Regions from separate parts of the Mus musculus genome. Here region 2 is linked to region 1. The links are chromatin loops, found by intact Hi-C in ENCODE. Cell type or tissue: heart. All regions are shown on one strand. Each heading gives the region's core, and the rest is flanking DNA. Links, peaks and the distances in the headings are about the cores only. Region 1 overlaps Rpp40 (ribonuclease P 40 subunit). Region 2 overlaps Cdyl (chromodomain protein, Y chromosome-like).

Region 1 (4,397 bases), core at 150-4,149:
GGGTCCTTCCCTTGTCTTTAAAAGGGCCCATGGAAGTTAGATCATGTGATCAGCTGCGTGTATCACTTCTCCACCCGGCCATATTGTCGTTTTCTTTCCTGTGTCCTCTTTAGGTGGCAGCTAAATATCTTACCAAATTTAATTAGCCCTTGCAATAACTCAGGGAAGTAGGTGGAATCCCTTTAGATGAAGGTTAAGTAGCTTTTGAATATTAACTTTCTCAAATAGTTTCTGAATATTAACTTTGATCCTTGCATCAGTGTTTTGTCCTCTTGCCTCTTTAATGTGCACCTTTCTGCTAGGATCCCCAAGATTACAGGTTCTGTTCTGAGCCCATTCTCAACCTGTTGATAGGAAACTTGCACAAAAAGCCCCTGAATGTGGCCTGAGTCCTGGGGTGGTCTAGCTGGAGCCTTGCATGTATATGTTCCAGTGTATCTCTGGGGTGTAGTGGGTTTATTGAATGAGTTAGAGCTGTAGTAGATGCTGCCTGTTACCTACCTGGAAGATTCGTTGTCACGTGAAAACCATTCATAAACAAATGTTGTGCTACTTTAGTTACTTAATTACTTTTCTTGATTTTTCTTACAGGTTCATTCTCTGCATTAACATACAATACAAGTATTGATGAGGATAATACTGTTGCTCTCCTACCAAATGGTGACAGCATTCATTTTTTTTTCTTCCTTTCTTTATTAGAAAAGAAATAGCACTGCTTAAAAAAAAAAAAGTAGGCTAGAGAAATGGCTCAGCAGTTAAGAGCACTGACTGCTCTTCCAGAAGACCAAAGTTCAGTCCCACTTGGTAGCTTACAGCTATCTGTAACTCCAGTTTGAGTGAGTCCAGTGCCCTGTTCTGACCTCCATAGGCACCAGACACATCCATGTGCACAGACATAACATGAGGATAAAACACCCATATACATAAAAATAATAAAATAATAATTTTTTTGTTTTTGTTTTTTTTCGTGACAGGGTTTCTCTGTATAGCCCTGGCTGTCCTGGAACTCACTTTATAGACCAGGCTGGCCTAGAACTCAGAAATCCGCCTGCCTCTGCCTCCCGAGTGCTGGGATTAAAGGCTTGCGCCACCACGCCCGGCAAATAATAGTTTTTTAAAAGTCAAGTCATACAGCTCTAAACAGTAAAATGAAGCCTATCTTTGTGTTCCTTCTTAGATGGAACCATTTGATGTTTATCTTTCAAGAATTTATAAGCATACATTTTTTTGGTTTGTTTTTGTTTTTGAGACAAGGTATCTCTATGTAACCTTGGCTGTCCTAGAATTCACTCTGTAGACCAGGCTGGCCTTAAACTAAAAGATTCACCTGCCTCTGCCTCATGAGTGCTTGGATTAAAGACGTGTTTTACCAGCACCAGTAAGCATCAAATGTTTAACATTGGTTATATGACATTGTTTCTCAGTAGTCTTATTTTCCAAGGGGTATAACATAGACATGTTCCTGCTTCAGTGCAGATGGTTGTGACTTAGAACTTTTTGTTTTGTTTTGAGATAGGATCTTGCCATGTAGACCAGGTTGGCCTCAGATTATCATTTCTCTTGCCTCAGCTCTCCAAGTGCAAGGATTACACACATGAACCAGCACATCTCTGCCTGGCTTTAACATAGAGCTTTTAAATGTTTTGATGATATTTGAAGTAGGGGCTGGAGAGATGGCTCAGCAGCTAAGAGTGATTCCTGTCATTGCTAAGGATCCAAATTCAGTTCCCAGCAGCCACATGGCAGCTCACGACTCAAGTTCTAGGAGATCCGACATCCTCTTCTGACATTCACAGGCTCCTTGGTGTACTTACAAGCAGGCATACAAATACATATTTAAATTAAACTAAATTAAAATTTAAAGACAGTATTTGAAGTTATACAGACCACAGTTTGATCATTCTTTCCTTCATACAAATTTAATTGTTTCTAGTTTTGCTATTGTAATATGTATATATGTATATATGGTAGATAATACCACAAGCCTGGTGGCTCACACCTGCATCCTGGTATTTGGAAGGTTGAAGCAGGATAATTGCCACCAGTTTGAGCCCAGCCTCAACTACAGAGCAAAGTTCCAGACCAGTTGGGTACATTGCTAGATAATATCAGTGTGCTATAGACAAGTTCTTTGTGTATTCTTATCCCCGACATTTCACTGCTCAGATGTCTAGCTTTCTTAGAGAACACCAGCCATATTTTAACATCTCTCTTAGAAGAACTATTGTTTGATTTGTAGGGAAATTAATTTTATCACTAGATAAAGATACTTACGAAGAAACCGGACTTCAAGGTCGTCCATCTCGGTATTCTGGCAGAAAAAGTATGAAGTTTGGTAAGTATTACATGCGTTCCACTGGAGCCTAGCAAGTCAGTTTTCTTGTAACAAAACGTGAATGCCTTCCCTCTGATCTCTAATCGGAAAAATATGGTTCTTATCTTTGAAATCCTGACTCAAGGAGCTATTGGTTGCACTTCCTGGGGGATTAGATTAGTTGGTGCTGTTAAATTGTTCCTCTTTGGCTGTACACCACATTTTATAAGGGCTGGAGAACTGGACTACCCCTTGTATGCAGTGAAGAGGAACAACTTGATGTGCTTCGTACACAGATTCTTTGTGATTAGCAGTGGAAATTCACAAGTGAAGAGTTGGTTTTGAGGAAACTCTCTGGTGTGGACATCAATAACTAAGGCTAGCACAGACACAGGTACCTGATCTATGATCTAGGAAGGGCTTAAAGAATTTAAACCAACTATAGCTAGCAGCTCTCAACACTAGAAATAGCCCGCTGAGGGATATGTTTTTGATGAACACAATCTGTACAACTTACCAACTTACCAAAACTTTAGACATTTCTCTACAGTGTAAGCTCTGTATAATTCGAATGAAACAAGTATTCCTCTTTCTACTTTAAGTCATTTCCATTGACCTAATGGATTTATCCCTTAACCTGGATTCTAAGAAGTACAGAAGAATATCTTGGTCCTTCAAAGAGAAGAAGCCTTTGAAGTTTGATTTCCTTTTGGCTTGGCATCCTACAGGTATGAAGTGTGAATTATATGATGATACAGTGAGTTGAGGATCTGTTGGGCATAACGGAGGATCGAGTGGTGATATACTGCTGTGGTAGGGGATATTGCTTACGTAGGTGTGTGGGTATTGTGACAGAGCTGCTCTAGCTTTCCAGATGTCCTCAGCGCCTCAGCTCAGGGTAGGTTTTAAAGCAATCTGCCCCAATTTTCTTGGGTGTTCCTGCAGATCTAGAAAGCTTCACAGTGGTTTCAGAATAGCTAACGTGTAGTCTACCCCTTCTTCCTCTCTGCTTACATTAAAGAGCCTTTGCTAGAATAATTTTAAATCAGCATCAATTATAATTATATGTGTGTGATCTTTATCATTATTACAGGATAGTAACCCAGGAAGACTATTAAATGTCAGACAGCATTTGTTATGACTTTTAATTGATTGTAATACTAAATTTAGCGCCAGCTTATATGTTCATCAAGTATATTAATTTGCTTAGAACTTCCACGTGTATTGCTCCTTTTAGAAGTATCTCTTTGGCCCATTACAAGATTGTAATGAACCAGACCATTGGGAATTACGGTGGTGTGGTATGTCCTGTGGAGGAGAGGGAAACAAAGCACGTTTTGGAACTCTGCATCTATCTCCTCCTGGGAAGTTCCTCAACACATCAGCCCAAGAGAGCTTCTCTCTGTCCAGACGTTATAATGCTCGATGCCTCTCCTCCTCCTGCGTACAGCACATATGCAAGAGAGGAAGATGTTTTCTGATGTTTCTGTAACTTCTCCAAGGACTGTTCATGCAGTGGGTTTTGTTGTTGTGTTCTTTAAGATTTATTTATTTAATGTATGTGAGTACACTGTCACTGTCTTCAGACACACCAGTAGAGGGCATCAGATCTCACTACAGATGGTTGTGAGCCACCATGTGGTTTCTGGGAATTGAATTCAGGACCTCTGGAAGAGCAGTCCAGTCCTCTTTAACCACTGAGCCATCTCTCCAGCCCTTTGTAGCTTTTTATTCCTAGCCTACTAATTACTACCAGAGAAACTAAGGATGCTCCTGAGATTTTACACTCTCTATGAGCCCGCAAAGTCAGCACAGGTGTCATGGGTGCAAGTCCTGGCTCAAAAAAATAAAGGATTTGATTCCTCACAGTGGTAGCTGTTGACAAGTCAGGAAGCCCTGGTGGCAAGCGGATATTGTTACTCTCAGGACTCAAAGGCCTAAGAACCTGGAGCCTGGTACCTAGGAGCAGGAGAAGCCAGGCAGCTCAGCTCCAGGAGACAGAGTGATTTCACCTCCACTCGGCCTTCTTGTTCTCTCTGGGCCCCAGTTGGAATGACCTGCATGTCCACCCACCCTAAGAGTG
Region 2 (4,397 bases), core at 176-4,175, 86 kb after region 1:
AAGCACATGGGTAGTTCATACACAGATGAACACAACTGTGTTCTAGCCAGACTTTACACAGACACACAATTCTATTTCCACATGAACAGTCCTCTTGTCATTAGGAAAAAGTGAAGCTCACTCTTAGCTTGCATGCCATACAAAACCAGGTGGTGAGTGGTATCTGCCTTATAGGCTGTCCTTTGCCAGCCACTGTACTAGTGCTTGTCTATGTCCATAAAGTCATCAATACAGAAACAGATGCCCCTCAACTAGTAGAGGCACCATGGGGAGAACACAGGAAATGAATGGAGACATTTGTTTTGATTCCTTCTGTGTCTGTGGCTCTTTCTACAAACTTTCATTTTCTCTGGACTTGGGAAACAAGAGCTCACTAGCAGATGATTAATAGTATTCTCTGCCTCTGAATGTCTATGACCCTCATGGCCATGGAATGTCAGCAGGACCTTGTGTCTAGTGTATATCTGGGAAATGCTGGCAAGACATCAGGTTTCAGTTACTAGCTAGCTGAGGTAGCATACACGGGTCAAGGCCAAGAGGAAAACTTGTTGCACATACCACGGCAGGATTGCTAACAATGCTAATGTGATTCTTTCCTGTGGGGCTAAGTGGCTCCCCAAGAAGCCCATAGACTATCTATGAGGTTCGAGCTGTGAGGACACACTGTAAGAGGGCCAGGAAGGGAAGGGGTTCAGGAGGTAGAGCCTGAGATCCAAGTGAAGCTCAGGGGGCAGACGAGAACCACAGCTCAGGGTATGCTGTCATGATGCCCGCACAGGTTGGGGCAGGGGCCCAAGGGTACCCAGAAGTGTTCCTGCTGCTTAAGGAGGTGAGCTCACTAGCTTGGTCAGAGGATACCACTCTGTCCATTATATGAATGAAAAGGATGGGAGATGTCAGAAGGCAGGTAGCAGGAGAGCTATGGAAAGCTACTGTAGAGTTAGCTGCTGGGAGTGTGACTCAATACAGCCCCTGTATGGTTAGCATGTGGCTCTGGGTTTCACTGGAAGTCTCTTATACAGAATAAAATCTAAAACTAGCAGTGGCAAGAAGACAGGATCAAGACTGTGAAAGACCAGCATGGCCAGTGGGGTCTGAATGAGAGAAGTATGAAAAACAGGCAAGCATTAAAGTGTGATGAGCAAGAGGAAAGGGGAAAGGCCCCTGGAAGGCCATCTTAGGAGATGGGCAGGTCATGGCTACTGAGAAGCAAGAAGATGGTGACAGACAGCACCCGGCTGAGCAAGCTTCTACTCCCAAACAAGATGCAACAGATGTGACAGGTGTGACATCGAGAAACAGACCAAACTCCTAGAGACACCCTTCACTGGAAGCATTTCTGTTGATTCACATGGGCAAGCAAAATAAAGGGTATGGTGTTTTAATCCATGCTGGCCATGTGAGAAACCGCAGGTAGGTTCTTAACCAAGCTGTGTGTAAGAGATGTAGATGGCGTCATAAAACCTGCTATAAAAATACCACCAGACTGTTTAGGGAGAGAGCCTGTACAGAGCGGTGCAGTGTGGCACAGCCATGGGTGCAGGAAGAGCCAGTGCTGATTTGTGATGAGTAACAAGGGCTTTGAAGAAAGAAAAACATCAAGACCTCCCAAAGGCCTGGGACCCACCCCACCCCCACCCCAGGCTTTGAGGACCCTTCTAGAGGATCCCTCTAGCATCACTGCCCAGCATGTGAACAAAGCCTTTCACACTCCTGTGGACACTCACCTTTTCCATTAACAGCTAAGCCTGTGGCCATGGCAGCAGTCACGGGGCCAGAAACCTGAGGCACTAGTGGATGTATTCGGGGCCTGCTCCCCATCCTGGCTCGCTCCGCACCAGGGCCCAGCAAAGCCCCAGTGGGCTTCTCTGCAGTCACCTCTGGGGCTACAGTGTCCTCGGCACCCTGATCCACAGGGTCCAGCTTCTCGGGGCTCTCCCCCTGAAAGCCATCAACCGAGGTCCTGCCCTTAACGGGGCTCTTAGGCACGAGAATTTTGATCCCTGACTTGGCGAGGTCCATGTTCTTGCGGTTTGCAAGAGATGGGGCTGGGTTTTTCCTGAACTTCTGGCTGGCAGCCAACAGCTGGCTGCTTTTGGACTCATGATCTTTGCCTACCACAAGTGCTTTGGAGTTGGTCTTGGAGAGAGTGCTGTGGGTGGACCTGGAAATCTGCTTCCGGGCGTTGCTGGGGGAGGCTCTGCTGGCACGAGCCAGGCTACCTTCCTTTTGCCTCTCGTTGTGGCGCCGGTTGAAGTCATGGATGTATTCCTCACAGTTCACCAGGTGCTGCTCAGGCTCCCACGTGTCATCCTCACTGTCATAGCCTTTCCACCGCACCAGATATTCTGTCTTCCCTTTCTTGTTTTTCCTTTTGTCAACGATACTTTCCACCTATGTGTGAGAGAAAGGTTAGAAACAAACCTCATTACTCGAGAAAGCTACAAGTTTAACAAGGAAACATTCATTAGCATCGCCAACACCATCACCACCTCCACCAACATCATCACTGCCACCTGCCATACAAGCAACTCCTTTGCAATGAGCTCAAACTACATGCCTACATTTTATATTCAAAACGTATGAATAGTATACACAAATCAAAATGTTATATGGCATCCCATTAACATGAATTTTTATGATGTTAGTATTAGTCAAAACATTTTTTAAGCCACATGTACAACAAAACAAACAGAAATGATACAGCCTCCTAAAAGTCGGGGCTAAGCAGGAAGACTTGCCAATTCAAGGTCAGCCAGGTCTATAACAGAAGGACCTTATCTTAAGACATCAGTTGTGTTTTAACCACAAGAAGTACTGGAATTTCAGAAATGTATCTTCATTTTCAGTATAAACTAGAAATACACTTGTAGCTGTAAAACCAAAAATACATCCGCAGATGTGCATGAGGTAGCTAGTTTCTTTATGATTCAAAAGGGCTTTTTCATTGTGACACTCGGCGCCTCTGCCTGAGTTGGTTCTAACGATCACAGGTGGGGCAGCATCAACCATTGGAAGCCTGTGCTGGCCACTCTTAGGTGACCAGCAGCAAGCGATAAGCTAGGAACAGCGAGAGCCTTCTGCTCAACCAAAGGAGTGTGAGTGAATGACTTTGAAACAACCGACAAGGCATGTTCCTCTTAATGGATGGAATGCTCTAGGACAGTCAGGCCATTTCCCCTCAAATCCTGGTTTTAAAAACGCTAACACCTTTGAAAGAAGATGATGTTGATCCTTTAGTGATGACTGACATGTTGTGTATCAAATTTGCATCTATTATTGTAATGCATTCTATTATTTGACATTCTAAGTGTAGACCGCAGACTTGACAATTCAGACGAAGGAAAATATTTGACAAGAACGCCCACATGTTATTGCAGAAACACCTATAATCGACTGTTGACACTCACACTTAATGTAAAAAGCACCAGACTGACCACAGGGGTCAGGTGTGACTTTGTGTATCAGCCAACAGCTATTAATTAAGGCCACAAAGGGCTAAGCCCAGCAATTTCCAAGAACATCAGCACATTCCTTGTAAAATTCCAGGCTAGAAGATCCAGCGTGTACCAATTTCTCTAATACTCCAAATAATGCTTGTTGACTAACTATAAGAGCACAAGCTTGTGGAAATGTCCCATCTTTATCTTAAAGATTTTTTATTCCTTAAAAACAATAAAAATAAAAAAAAGGGACAAATTCTCCAACACAGTTACTTAAGATACAGACAGAATTAAAGCCCTTAACTGGAGACCAGCCTCAATTTAAACATTCACTATTACTTCTATGTGAGGAGAATTAAGAACGGAAAGATTTGTCTCAGTGGGAAGCAGATTTCACCACCAACAGATCTCCTGCATCCAGAACTGCGGTCAGGTAGGTGTGAGCTGTTCTGTGCAGCTGGTAACACAGGAGAGCTCTGCAAAGACCTGACACACTCCTTCTCTTGGGAAGCCTTTCAAAAATCCATCTCCTGGCAGCTGTAGTTTAAAAGTTTTTAACTGTGTGTGGGAAACTGATTACATCTTAAAGGAAAACTATGTTTAATGCTGTTTTGCTCCCCTAAATCTATTTCTACCCCAAAAGCGTGCACTCAACCAGTACACCCTCTTTCCCTCATTTCATGTCCCTAAAGCCGAGGTGACTGTGAGAGGACACAGAACGGCTTCTTTTTCTCTCCCATTTCCCTGAATGCAGGCTTTTCTCCTTTGGGCCCCCAGGACCCTGCCGCTTTGCCAAAGGAGATACAGTATAGGAATCAGCCTCCGCAGTTACCTGACACAGTGTGGGCTTCTCAACCATTCAGGGCTGGGCTGTTCAGAGATGCTAAAAGAAGGCAACACTGAGCCAGTGGGTACTGCTAAAGAACAGATGCTTTAAGCTTCATGGTCACATGA

What was found. A loop is a pair of places that touch in the nucleus more often than their neighbours do. Peaks named below come from ENCODE experiments on the same cell type or tissue, not always from the same donor. Only the 100,000 strongest peaks of a DNase experiment are listed, where the experiment ranks them.
Region 2: it touches region 1 in a loop (1.8-fold over the local background); 2 of 42 quality-filtered maps call a loop at or near these places.

Annotation. Positions count from the first base shown.
Region 1 is chr13:35,899,951-35,904,347 of GRCm38, reverse strand. It overlaps Rpp40 (ribonuclease P 40 subunit), which reads left to right. Exons shown (of 8, transcript NM_145938.4): 3 at 592-660; 4 at 2,240-2,335; 5 at 2,917-3,042. Among named protein-coding and RNA genes, the nearest start is that of Rpp40, 4.2 kb to the left of the region's middle. In heart, for the core only: no CTCF peak of the experiment used is centred there; no DNase peak of the experiment used is centred there.
Region 2 is chr13:35,813,906-35,818,302 of GRCm38, reverse strand. Cdyl (chromodomain protein, Y chromosome-like) reads right to left here. Exons shown (of 10, transcript NM_009881.3): 5 at 1,728-2,394. Among named protein-coding and RNA genes, the nearest start is that of Rpp40, 90 kb to the left of the region's middle. In heart, for the core only: no CTCF peak of the experiment used is centred there; a DNase peak (open chromatin) is centred at 2,082.